Linked DNA regions of Mus musculus: region 1 is linked to region 2. Evidence: chromatin contacts called from ENCODE Hi-C or POLR2A ChIA-PET data. All regions are on one chromosome and are shown on one strand. Each heading gives the region's core, a stretch centred on a gene start or an enhancer-like site at or near the end of the contact. The rest is flanking DNA. Distances are from core to core; before and after follow the strand shown. Region 1 holds the start of Slc39a14 (solute carrier family 39 (zinc transporter), member 14). Region 2 holds the start of Ccar2 (cell cycle activator and apoptosis regulator 2).

Region 1 (5,148 bases), core at 1,098-3,597, 200 kb before region 2:
GTGACCATCACTGTTGTGTCCTAGCAGGACCTAGTCGGCATGTGTCCTCTCATCAGGATGTGCCTCCTGAAGAAATGCCCGTGGGGGCGGATGCAGAGACTTAGGACCTTTTGATTTTGAGCTATGTTAATGATTAATTGAATTCCTCTTGTGTATAGCTTATCAGCTGGAGATAGCTTATCAACTCTGGGTGCCCCTGTGGACTTTGACAGTTCCACAAACAGGTGACAGTGCCACACAGATGGGTCCTGTGGTGGGGTGGCCCATCACTCCTCTTTCCCACTAGTGCTTTTGTTTGTTTGCTTATGTGCCTTGAGACAAGGTCTCTCCTAACCCAGGTTGGGCTCATACTCACTATGGAGCTGAGCTGGCCCTGAATCCTTGCTTCTCCTATTCACCACCCAAGTGGTAGCATTGGAGAACATGGGCCATCATGCCCAGCTCCCCACTCTGCCCCCTGAGCCGTCCTCAACAACTGCTTAATGCAAGCTTTAGTAGCCCTGACATCCTGTCTGGAATCCGGGGGATGAGGGTTTAAGCTCCCCGTCCTATTCAGAGCTTTGGGATGGCAGATCCTTGTCTCTAGGTGGGCTTCTTATTCTGCTTATTCCTTCTAGGGGGGGCCTGATGGGGAACCGACCTTTCCTGACAGTCCATTCCGCTTTGGAGTCTTAAGTGGGTGACATAATGTCTGAAAAACACTGTAACTTTAACCAAGGCAAATATTCAGCATTATTATAGAGTTGCAGGGGCCCGGGAGGCAATTCTGCAAGAGCTATCATTACCTCAAAATTACTCAGAAAGTAAATGAGAGGACCATCACAGGGTCTCCCTCTTACTCATTGGAGTACTGTAATTACAGAGTAAAGATAATTGAATTTCAGAAAAACAGAGTGGCCAGAAGAGTCTGAGTGGCCTCAGTAGTTTTATATCTTTTAAACTTAAGACCTTGCATACACTAGGCAAAGCATTCACTATTAATTTACAGAAAGGGTCTCAGGTAGTTCAGGCATGGTCTCAAATTCATTAAGGGGCCCAAGGCTGACTTTGAACTTGTGATACTTGTCCCCACTTCTCCAGTGCTGAATTACAGGTGAGCATTACCAGAACCGGTTGCTGGCCTCGAACTCATGGCTTTGGTGCGGTCTAAGCATACACTGAACCAAAAATCCCCCTTTTACCTTTTGAGAAAGGAGCTCACTAAATTGCCCCAGCTGGCCTTGAACTTGAGATCCTTCTGGCTCTAGAGTAGCTGAGATTATAGGTGTGCACCACCAGGATTGGCTATTACCTCACCAACCCCCAGCCCCACACTCTGGTGCTCTAGCCAGCCCGCAAGAGCAAGCTGCCATTGAGCTGAGTTCTTCCTGCCACCTGTTCTAGGGACATGGAGTTCTACTCCTATCACTTCCTTTTTGAGGGAACTTTCCCCAGCACTTAGATGCCATCTCTCTATTGAACAAATCTAGAGATACCACAGCCAGCTGGACACACTCCCTGTGCTAGAACAGAAACCCCCGCCATTCACTGGTTCCAGTGCCACTTGAGGTTCTTCCATGGGGCCCTCCCTGCCCCAGGTGACAGTTGGTTAAGCGATAGAGGAAATAATCCTAATATCCAGCTGAATAGAACAATAAGAGTTTAGTGGGTGGTTTATTTTTCTCAAGAAATTTGCATATACAAGGCTCAGTATCCAACACAATAGGCCCTTCCTACAGCGGAAGAGACTCCCTCCCAGGACAAACAAAACCTAAGGCTTGACCTCGCTCCTTAGGAATCTGATTAACTGTGAGAAAGAGGTGCGAAACTCTGAAAAAAAATGAATATGATCTTTTATTTGGATCGTTACAAGTTATTTTAATTCTTTTGGTTGGCTGGGGTAGGCAAAAAAAAAAAAAAAAAAAGCAGTTTATGAAGCGCTCCATCCTGCTTACAGAATATTTTAGAATTGGAGAAAACAGAAAAGTCTCTTAGATTCATCAACAGTGTTAAAACCACAAATGTCTACCAAGAGAGGGGCACTCTCCCTCAGGAGCGACAGGATGGAAGGTCACGCTGTGAGTTTCCCACAAAAGGGGCTAGGAAGGACAGATGGGAGGTTTCCAGAGAATAGCGGAGCCTGCAGGGCCTCCGTGAGTCAAGGATGGAATTCATCAAGGAAGGGTGGATGAAGCTAGAGAGAGCTAGGATGCGAGCCGGGGATGCACAACGCTGGAGGACCAGGTTGGCCAGGGTAACGACGCTGTTAGCTGGCGGTCCCACGTGGCAGGCCCGGGGGAGCGGGGCGGGGCAGCAGGCGGGGGCGGGCCCAGCGGTGACGCGCAGGGTATATGGCCGGGCATGCGCATGCGGCGGGGGCCGGACGTAGAGAGGGGGCGCGTGGCTGTTGGCGGGGACGCACCCACTCAGTAGCTGTGTCGCCCGCTGCCTTGGGGGGGGGGCCCTGGATAGTGAGGCTGCGTGGGCCCGACTGCCGGCTGGAGGACTTCAGGTGAGGACGGACCGGGCGCAGGCAGGATGGGAAGTCGGGCGCCTCCGGGTTAGGGGGGACACCGGGTGGGGGTTGGAGACACCGGCACGCCGAGGACCCAGAGTCTTTTCGGGAGGCCGCGCACTCCCTGAGCCCAGTCCTGGTAGCACCTGATTGCCGTGCCACGGTGGCGAGGAGAAGGAGGTCACTGCGCTGTCCCTTCAGCTGCAGGGCCCGGGATGTGTGAACCAGAGAAGGACGCCGGGGAGGTCGATAGCTGCTCAGAAAGGCTGAGATGAGCTTTCTAGAGCCCCAGGACACAGAGCGCAGAGGAAGCGGAGTAGATGGGTAGATCAGATGCTCTGCGGTGGCGGCTGCTCGGGGGCTCTGGTGTCTGGATCTTGCATCCCAGGAACCTATGTGTCCTTCTCCCTGCCCCACGCCAGACCACCCTCCGGCTGGAGAGTGATGCCCGATTCTTCTGGTTGGCTTGGGCAGGAGTGGATAACCGCAAGGGTGGCACCGCGCTGAATTCTCCCCTGACTAACGGCAGCGATGCCTCTTGGGCTCACTTAGGTTGGGACTGACCAAATTAGGTGGTCTGGTTACCGGCTGCTCCCTCTTAGAGTTTTAAAGCTATAGCTAAAGTAGCCATCAGACTCACCTTGTGATCCTGAGGTAGATTCTAAGCCGGAAAATTGCCTCTCTGGGTTGTGGGTTCAGCTTTAAGAATCTTCTGTCACCCCGGGGCCTAGATTCTAAGCTGATCTGTAGTCTAAATAGTTACATGGCTTGTGCGTTCAAGAGAACTCTCAGTTTGGTTTGGTGAGGGGTGGAGTGCTTTCCTGTGGCCTAAATGGAAGGATAGAGGCAGGAGCACTTTGGCAGGCCCCTCTTCGTGAAGTAACCTGGCTTTGGAATTGTAGCATTAGCTCTTTTTAGCCCCTGGTCATTGGGATAGATATATTTGCTGGAGGTGCTGATTTTAGGGGACGATAGAAACTGGCTCCGGAGTGACTATCTGGTCACTATTCTGGTTCAGGTTAGTACTGAGACCAGCCTGAATTGTCTATCCAAAAGATGTACAATTCCGTACTCCTTACCTATTAAAACAAATCTTCAACACTGAGGGGTTCCAACGTGCCTCCTTGGCCAAACAGCCAGAAACATGTCCAGAATCACAACTTCTGACAACTAGAATTAAAAGCCATCTAGTCCCCTTTCTATTGGTGACTTAGTTGAGCTCTTTGCTAGTGGTTCAAAGTCAGGAGGCCGTGTATGGGTCCTCTTTGTGTGACTGTTTTATCATTGTGACTAGAGACACTGAACTGACCCAGGATATGGGTTCTTCCAGAAGGACCCTGGCAGAACACTTCTTGCTGCTACACCTGGCATTCTGTGGTTCACCTGGACAGTGCAGAGGCAGAAACAGGGATTAAAGAACCCAGAAGCTGGCTAAGCAACCAACCGACTTGAGAAGTGGCAGAGCCTATGTAACTGGCCTTGCATGTAGACAAGAGGAGAGTTAGAGGCTCCTGGAGATCTATCCCGAGCTCTTTTCCAAACCCAGGGTTGATGCAAAAGGCCCAGGTCCCACGTACAGTGTTTGGTTTGTGCCCCTCAATGGCCACTGTGGTGGGTGCAGGCAGAAGGCTTACTCTGCCTTTCAGGCAGACAGTGGCAAGTGGGGAATTAAGTAGCAACACAAGAGTCTCCTTGCTGGTTGGAGTAGTTTAGAGAAGGGAGCTTGTTTGAGGTAAGGCACAGTGGCAGAGTACTCAGGGCTTTGGAGCTAGATGTCCAAACCCCAGCCCCATCACACTCCAATAGCCAGTCTGTTCTCACTGACTGGTGGAACGTTGTGGTCATGTCTGGAATGTGGCTGACGCCTCAGTAGTGCCACCATTTTTGTGGGTTAGACTGAGAGGTTTTGAGTCCCGGCTGCTCAAGTAGGCTGGATTGTAAGGACGGTGGAAACCTAGACATAAGGTAGATTGTCTCCTCCTTAGCAGGGTATAAAGTGTCCCTTGTCCTCCTGGGAGACTCCTTTTCTGTGGCTGACCAGGGGAAAAGCGCACAGACTCATTGGGCAATCTTAGAGAAGATGGGCGTTTTCCTACGGGAGTTCTACTGGAGGTTCTTCTTTCTTCTGAGACTGCTCCTCCTCAAGGCTTAGTGATGGCCAGGAAGGACCCCATGTCCTCTCCATCCCCCACCCCCACCCCTGTTTGTGTAGGATACACAATCACAGGATGGGTCCTGGTTTCAAAGACTTCTTACCTCCTTCCTCTTTTCTTCCCTGCACCCCACATGTGCTCTTCCCCGACGCCTCACAACCCTACCAGATGTATTCTCTCTATTCCATTTAATGCCAAAAGAAAGTAACACCTGCCATTTGACAGAACCACAGGCTGCCTTGTTGTCTGGAGTGGCTTTTACAATGAAAGATCCTGGACTCAGAGAGGTTAATTGATGTCCTCGAGTCACATTGCTTACTAATGACAGATTTTTTGGGGGGGAATACCAGAGAATTGCCCCCCTCCCCACACCCCTTTGGTGAATTTACTGAGAGTCCTGTCTTTTTCTTGGCACACTGGGAAAGGGGGCCAGTCACTGCTCAGCACCGCTGGAGTAGTTTGGGGAAAGCTCTTTCATTTTCCTGCAGGCTCTGGAGGAAA
Region 2 (5,714 bases), core at 2,499-4,998:
GAGCTGAGAGGTCTGGAGAGACAGATGCCACTTCTGAAACTGGCTTCCCAGGACTCGGGCATGGAGATGGTTGTTGGGGACAGCTCCTTGGCTACCTTATCAGGACTTTCTCAAGATTCTCTGAACCTTGAGCCCATGGGGAGCCCTGAGCTGCCTCCTGCTCAGCTAGACCGGCTGCTGGCCAGACAGAAGCTGGAGGAGGTGCTGGAGAGATCTCGAGAGTTTCCCAGCTTGTCTGCGCAGCGTGGCCCCCTGCAACTGCTGAACAAGCCTGTAGATGGAGTGCCCATCTTTGCAGGAGAACAGGAGTCCACGGAGGCAGACACTGAGCTAGAGGCTGGTCTGGAAGAAGCAAAGGAGGCGAGTATTCATCTTGGCTAAAGTGCAGTGGAGTGGGGCAGGGTGGGGTGGGGTGGAGAAAGCCCTGAGGTGTGGCTCATGGGGACCCTTCCCCCCATTTTCCCTGGAGCTCTCTCGGGGTGGGGCATCCCTTGTCCCTAATTGATGGTTGTGTCATTGCTTTCTGTCTCACTTCGCACCCAGCAGTATGTAGCCACCCCCACAGAGGAGGCAGACAGGTATGGGTGACATGCTCAGCTGGCCACTGGGGAAGCCAGCCAAGTGTGTCTTTCTTGGCTTGTCTGCTGTGTTCCATTTTGTTGGCTCAGTGCAGCCTGACTACCCAGAATGGGAGTTTTGGCTGACTCTGAAGGTCTTCCTACCTTAACGTGTCCCACAGGTTGGTAATATGGAGTCTGCAGCCTGTACCTGCCTTCCAGGTCAGGGCTTGCGCTATCTGGAACACCTGTGCCTTGTGCTGGAGCAGATGGTGAGGCTCCAGCAGCTGTACCTGCAGCTGCAGACCCAGAGACCCTCTAGGGTGAGTGATGTACAGGTGCAGGTGGCCAGGTCAGTTAGGGAGGAAAGTGGGGGGAGGGTGGGACCCCTGGAGCATGAATGCCTTCTGAACAGCCTCAGCTTTCGAGTGAGTCTCTGCTTGTTCCATCTTGCCTGCCTCAGGATCCTGAGGAGGAAGTATTGGCTCCAGCTCTTTCATCATCACATATCCCAGACAATAGGGTCCAGGAGCACAGAGAGGAGCTAAGCCAGACAAAGGACCCAGGTAAGGGGCAACTGTGTCTTCCTCTGCATTCTGCTGCCTATGTGCCTGCCCAGGGTCCCATCAGCAGACCCCTAAACCGTAGCTTAGTGGGGCTGCTTCCTGCTTGTTTCTGGCCCCAGATGATGTAGTTCTCTTTCAGAAGGTGCAGAGGCAGCTTCACTTCCAGAAGTGGGGGTGCTTGTCACCAGCCCCTCTAGGCTGCCAGAGGCCTTGCTGGAACCAACCCACATCCTTCCACCCTCCCAGGAACCCAAGGTAGTGATGGATATATGTGGAGCAGGTAGTAGAATGGTGCAGGGTGGGGGAACATGGGAATGTGTAAGTGCAATGACAGGGAAATGACAGGATTGCTGTTTGGAGCAGGTGATTTGCTTGGGCAGTGAAGTTCCTGGTAGCTTCATTAGGGATGTATAGTATATAGATGTACTATAATAAGATGAGCCCTTATTCTCTGTTCAGCAGGATCTCTCCCACTGGGATAAGGTCAAAGTTCTGCTCAATCGGCTCCGTTGGAGGAGCCCTCGACTTCCTGAGCCTCCTGTTCCCCCTGATGGTTCTGGATCCAGGTGAGTCTTGTGCCTGATTTAGATTTAGGCAGTGGGGAGAGACTGCTGGGCGAGGATGTTGGTAGTGTCCTGTCTTGTAGTTAAGATGCCCCATTTGGCCGGGCTTGGTGGCGCACGCCTTTAATCCCAGCACTCAGGAGGCAGAGGCAGGCAGATTTCTGAGTTCGAGGCCAGCCTGGTCTACAGAGTGAGTTCCAGGGCAGCCAGGGCTACACAGAGAAACCCTGACTTGAAAAAAAACAAAACAAAACAAAACAACCCCCCCAAAAAAAACCCAACTAAACAAAAATATGCCCTATTTGTTGGTGAAGAGACAGAAGATGACATGAGATTGGGAACAGTGGCTTTCCCGAAGCCACTACCAGATTGTGGGCGGCATGTTCATCCTCACGTGTCAAGCCCTCACTCCTTACCACTGAAATTTAGGGGCTGGTAAGGTAGACACACAGGCAAAGTATTTTACTGTAGGTGAAGTCTGTCTGTCATGGTTGGCAGCTTCTCCTCAGGAGGTATGCAAAGCTTCTTGTCTGTTTTCTTTCTCTTCTTGTCTAACTTTCCTTTGCTTTTCTATAGGATGGAGTTTAGAAACCTCTCTGACAGGACTCCGTGCCATTCCCAACGGAAGACCTTTATACCAGCATTGGTGGTTAAGAAGCCACGAGCAAAAAATCTTTCTGTATGACCTCTTGGTGTACCTGGTGACCTTGGGAAGAAGTCCCTCACATTTTGGCTTACTGCTGCTTCTCTGCACTGCCAAGAAAAGCTATTGGTGCTTGCTCCTCTTCAAGGTGAAGGCCAAATCCATCTCTAAGCATCGAAGCAAGGAGCCCTGGATCCCCAAGAGGTTCCTGAGTGCAGTTCCAGCACTCTTCCAGGGCTCTTCCTCCTCATCAGAAATCTCTGGGCTTAGGCAATGTGAATTGACTTATTTATCAGGTGCTCATAGAGCATGTTTAGTATGGGAGTGTGTCAGCATGTTGCAGATGTAAGTTTATGCAATCTTTGTTGGACTTCCGTCTGCCCCATCTGATGGAATCATTCGTCCAAAGGGTTGGTGTTTGGGGTGTCACTGGAAGGATGGCACCGATCTTCATTCCACAATGAACAGTTACTAATGTGGACTTCTAATGTCTTCCTCATACCTGAGACGGCAGCCCTAGGACCAAGAACAACATTGCCTTGGGTACCTTTGTAGTGAGTCACGGCTCTGGAGTACAGCCCCTGAAGGCTGAATGAGGGATGGGGGGAAGGTCAAGAACATTGAGAGGAACAACACATAACTTGCAAGGTCAACTCTAAGATGCTGTGTTCTATCCTGGAGTTTAACCATAGCGAAGTCTCTTAATTTCTGAGCCACAGCTTCCTACTTGGGACCATGATACCCACCTTACCTACCTCATAAGCTTGTTAGGAGGATGAAGTAACATTAAACATTCTCAATGTGTGCTGTGACTGTTAAATGACCTGGGAAGGGTGTGATGCTGGAGGCAAACAGGAGTGGGGAGATGGGAGGCCAGAAGTTAAAGGAAGGTGTGTGTGTGTTCACTGTTAATAGTTGTGAAAATAGCCACATTTCTGGCAAGATTTTGGATAGAGCCACTTCATTAAGATCGTGTACGTTTCATATTTGAGAGTCTGGGTATAGATTTCGGATATGCTTACCCCTTGCTGATGGTGCAGTCAAGAAAAGGACAGGAATAGGGATGGGGGTGGGGTGGGGTGGTCATTGGCTTTAGTCAGAAGACTATCCCCTGGAAATGGACCCCCAGTAGGCACGCTCCTCCTCTAGCCAATGGAGGCCCTGCTTCTTTTGTTGCTGTAGTCTTGGGGGTTAGTAGAGCACAGCAGGGTGTGTAAGTGGTAGTCCCCTTCCTTGTGTTTGTGGGAGTGGGTCCAGTTCCAGTCATTTTGAGACCTGGAACCAATGGTTCGAGCTTACTTTTCTGATGGGACACTTGAGAGAGGACACCACCGAGCTCGGCTTCCGAAGGCATTATCGGATCTGGGAAGGCGCACTTCCGTTCCACAGTTGGAGCGGGATGGCAGGCTGGTGTGGGGGAAGGGAGAGGTCGATGGAGAAGAGGGAGGTACCATATCCGGGAGAGTGGCAGCTTCCGACCAGTGGTCTCTCTTCCGGAGAGGCGTTTCCGGTGGTGGTGGCAGCGGCGGCTGCGGTGGTTCCGGGTGTCTTTGTCCCCCTGGTGTCGTGGCCCTGGCCCGCAGGTGGGTTGGGGGCCTCCTGCTGCGCCCCCGCCTCTCCGTCTCTCTCGGGTGGCGAGGCTGCGGGGTCCGAACGGCGAAGATGCGCCAGTCGCGGAAAGAGCCGAGCCCCTCTGGACTGCAAGCTCCGTCGCCCTGGCAACGGCCTCGGCCCTGGGGGCGGGCGGGAGGAGGAGAAACCTCGCGCCGTGAACCTCCCACGGTGGCTTCTCGGTGGCCCGGCCCGGAAAGCTCTGCGCAGGCGGCTGCGGAGGCCGGAGCCTAGGGTCGGGACCTAGGAGGAGGGAGCGGCGTGCAGGCCGCTTGGCGAGGGCCGGCTGGACAGCTCCCTTCCCACCAGCGGGTCCTAAAGACGCCTGGCGGGCTTCCGGGGAGAGGGCCCGCATCACCAACCCGCTACTCGCACCTTTTATTTTTATTTTTTGCCCCGGCCCTGCGTGGAGTGTTCTGGCGGATGTTTTTGAATGAATGAATGTCACCGGAGCTCTTCCAGCCCCTCACTCCTCCAGCTTCTCTAAGGGGTGCCAGTGACATAGTGAAAGGAGTGCTAAGTTGTTGGGAGACCTGGGTGTGAGTCCCACTCTGTCACTACCTGGTTTTGTGGCCTTGGGCAAGTCTCCGGATCTCAAAGCTCCAGTTTCCTTGTCTGTAAACCAGCATGTCACTAGCACCCACCACTAGGTTATTGTGAGAACAAACTGGAGTAACGTTACTACCAATTTCATCTCCTCTACATCCTCTCCATTCTTCCATTTTAGGACCCACCTCTTCACCTTAAAAGCTTTACTTAAGATTTTCTATCCCCCCTCCCCCTCCCCAATAGATGGAAGTTTTCCATTGGAGCTGCTAACTTCTTTCTGTTTTGATTGAAGGTTTCCCCCCAAGACCTTGAAAGGACAGTATTCCAAATGTCCCAGTTTAAGCGGCAGAGGATCAACCCACTTCCAGGGGGACGCAACTTCTCAGGTGCTTAACTCCTTACTGGTTACACTCAGAACATGCTCGAGACTCAGTTTCAAAAACTATGGCTCTTGGGTGTTTTTCTGAATGTCTGAGTAGCTGATTGGAGCCACCTAGACCTCTGGGTTTATAAGATCCTCTGGCTATCTTCTAGTGCTTCGGGTAGTAGGTGCAATTCCTGGAGATTGCTTCTCTGTCCCCATAGGCGCAGCTTCAACATCTCTTTTGGGCCCTCCCCCTGGTCTACTTACTCCTCCTGTGGCCACAGACCTGTCCCAAAATGCCAGGCACCTTCAGGTATGTTGGGTGCTCTTTCTAGCGAGTTTCCCTTTGGGGCGACCCTAGTATGTTTGGATGCCTGCTGTGTGTTGTTTCTTGTGTTACAATGGTTTTTTGTTTGGTTGGTTGGTTTGGTTTTGTCCTGGTAGTAGGCCAGTGTTGGGGAACGCAGACAACTCTTAGGTTGGGGAATCTTGAATACCTGGCTCCAGAGAGGTCTTGGTGCGGTTTGGATGAAGTCAAGTATTAGCGTCTGTCCTCTTCACAGATAGGCTGTGTGCCCACTGGTTTTCTTCCCATGTGAATTTTCCTGTAATACCACGAGCCGAGTCCCTGTGGCTAGAGATGAGGCCCTAGTGACATAGCATGATTTTGTTCAGGTCACTTCCTGTTGCTTTTGACCTATCCTTCTCTTGCAGAGTGGGGAAAAGCAGCGAGTCTTCACAGGCATTGTTACCAGCTTGCATGACTACTTTGGGGTGGTAGATGAAGAAGTCTTTTTTCAGCTAAGGTAGGCTTGAGGCTAGTCTGTTCTCGGAAAGGTTGTTGCATTTAGTTCTGTCTCT

Evidence for each region. A loop is a pair of places that touch in the nucleus more often than their neighbours do. ChIA-PET counts read pairs that join two places held with the same protein, here RNA polymerase II (POLR2A).
Region 1: a loop to region 2 is called in a map of heart, with 2.7 times the contacts of the local background. The contact joins the promoter of Slc39a14 here to the promoter of Ccar2 in region 2. A Hi-C loop is called at or near these places in 1 of 37 maps with a recorded cell type or tissue (heart). POLR2A ChIA-PET finds 5 or more read pairs at or near these places in 1 of 5 experiments (Patski).

What each region holds. Positions count from the first base shown.
Region 1 is chr14:70,348,623-70,353,770 of GRCm38, reverse strand. Slc39a14 (solute carrier family 39 (zinc transporter), member 14) reads left to right here and starts at 2,347. Exons shown (of 10, transcript NM_144808.4): 1 at 2,347-2,491.
Region 2 is chr14:70,151,825-70,157,538 of GRCm38, reverse strand. Ccar2 (cell cycle activator and apoptosis regulator 2) reads left to right here and starts at 3,748. Exons shown (of 21, transcript NM_146055.3): 1 at 3,748-3,912; 2 at 4,782-4,875; 3 at 5,075-5,166; 4 at 5,568-5,659. The coding sequence starts at 4,818. 9930012K11Rik (RIKEN cDNA 9930012K11 gene) reads left to right here. Exons shown (of 7, transcript NM_001112735.1): 2 at 1-360; 3 at 740-880; 4 at 1,021-1,123; 5 at 1,263-1,378; 6 at 1,586-1,689; 7 at 2,263-3,134. The coding sequence ends at 2,371.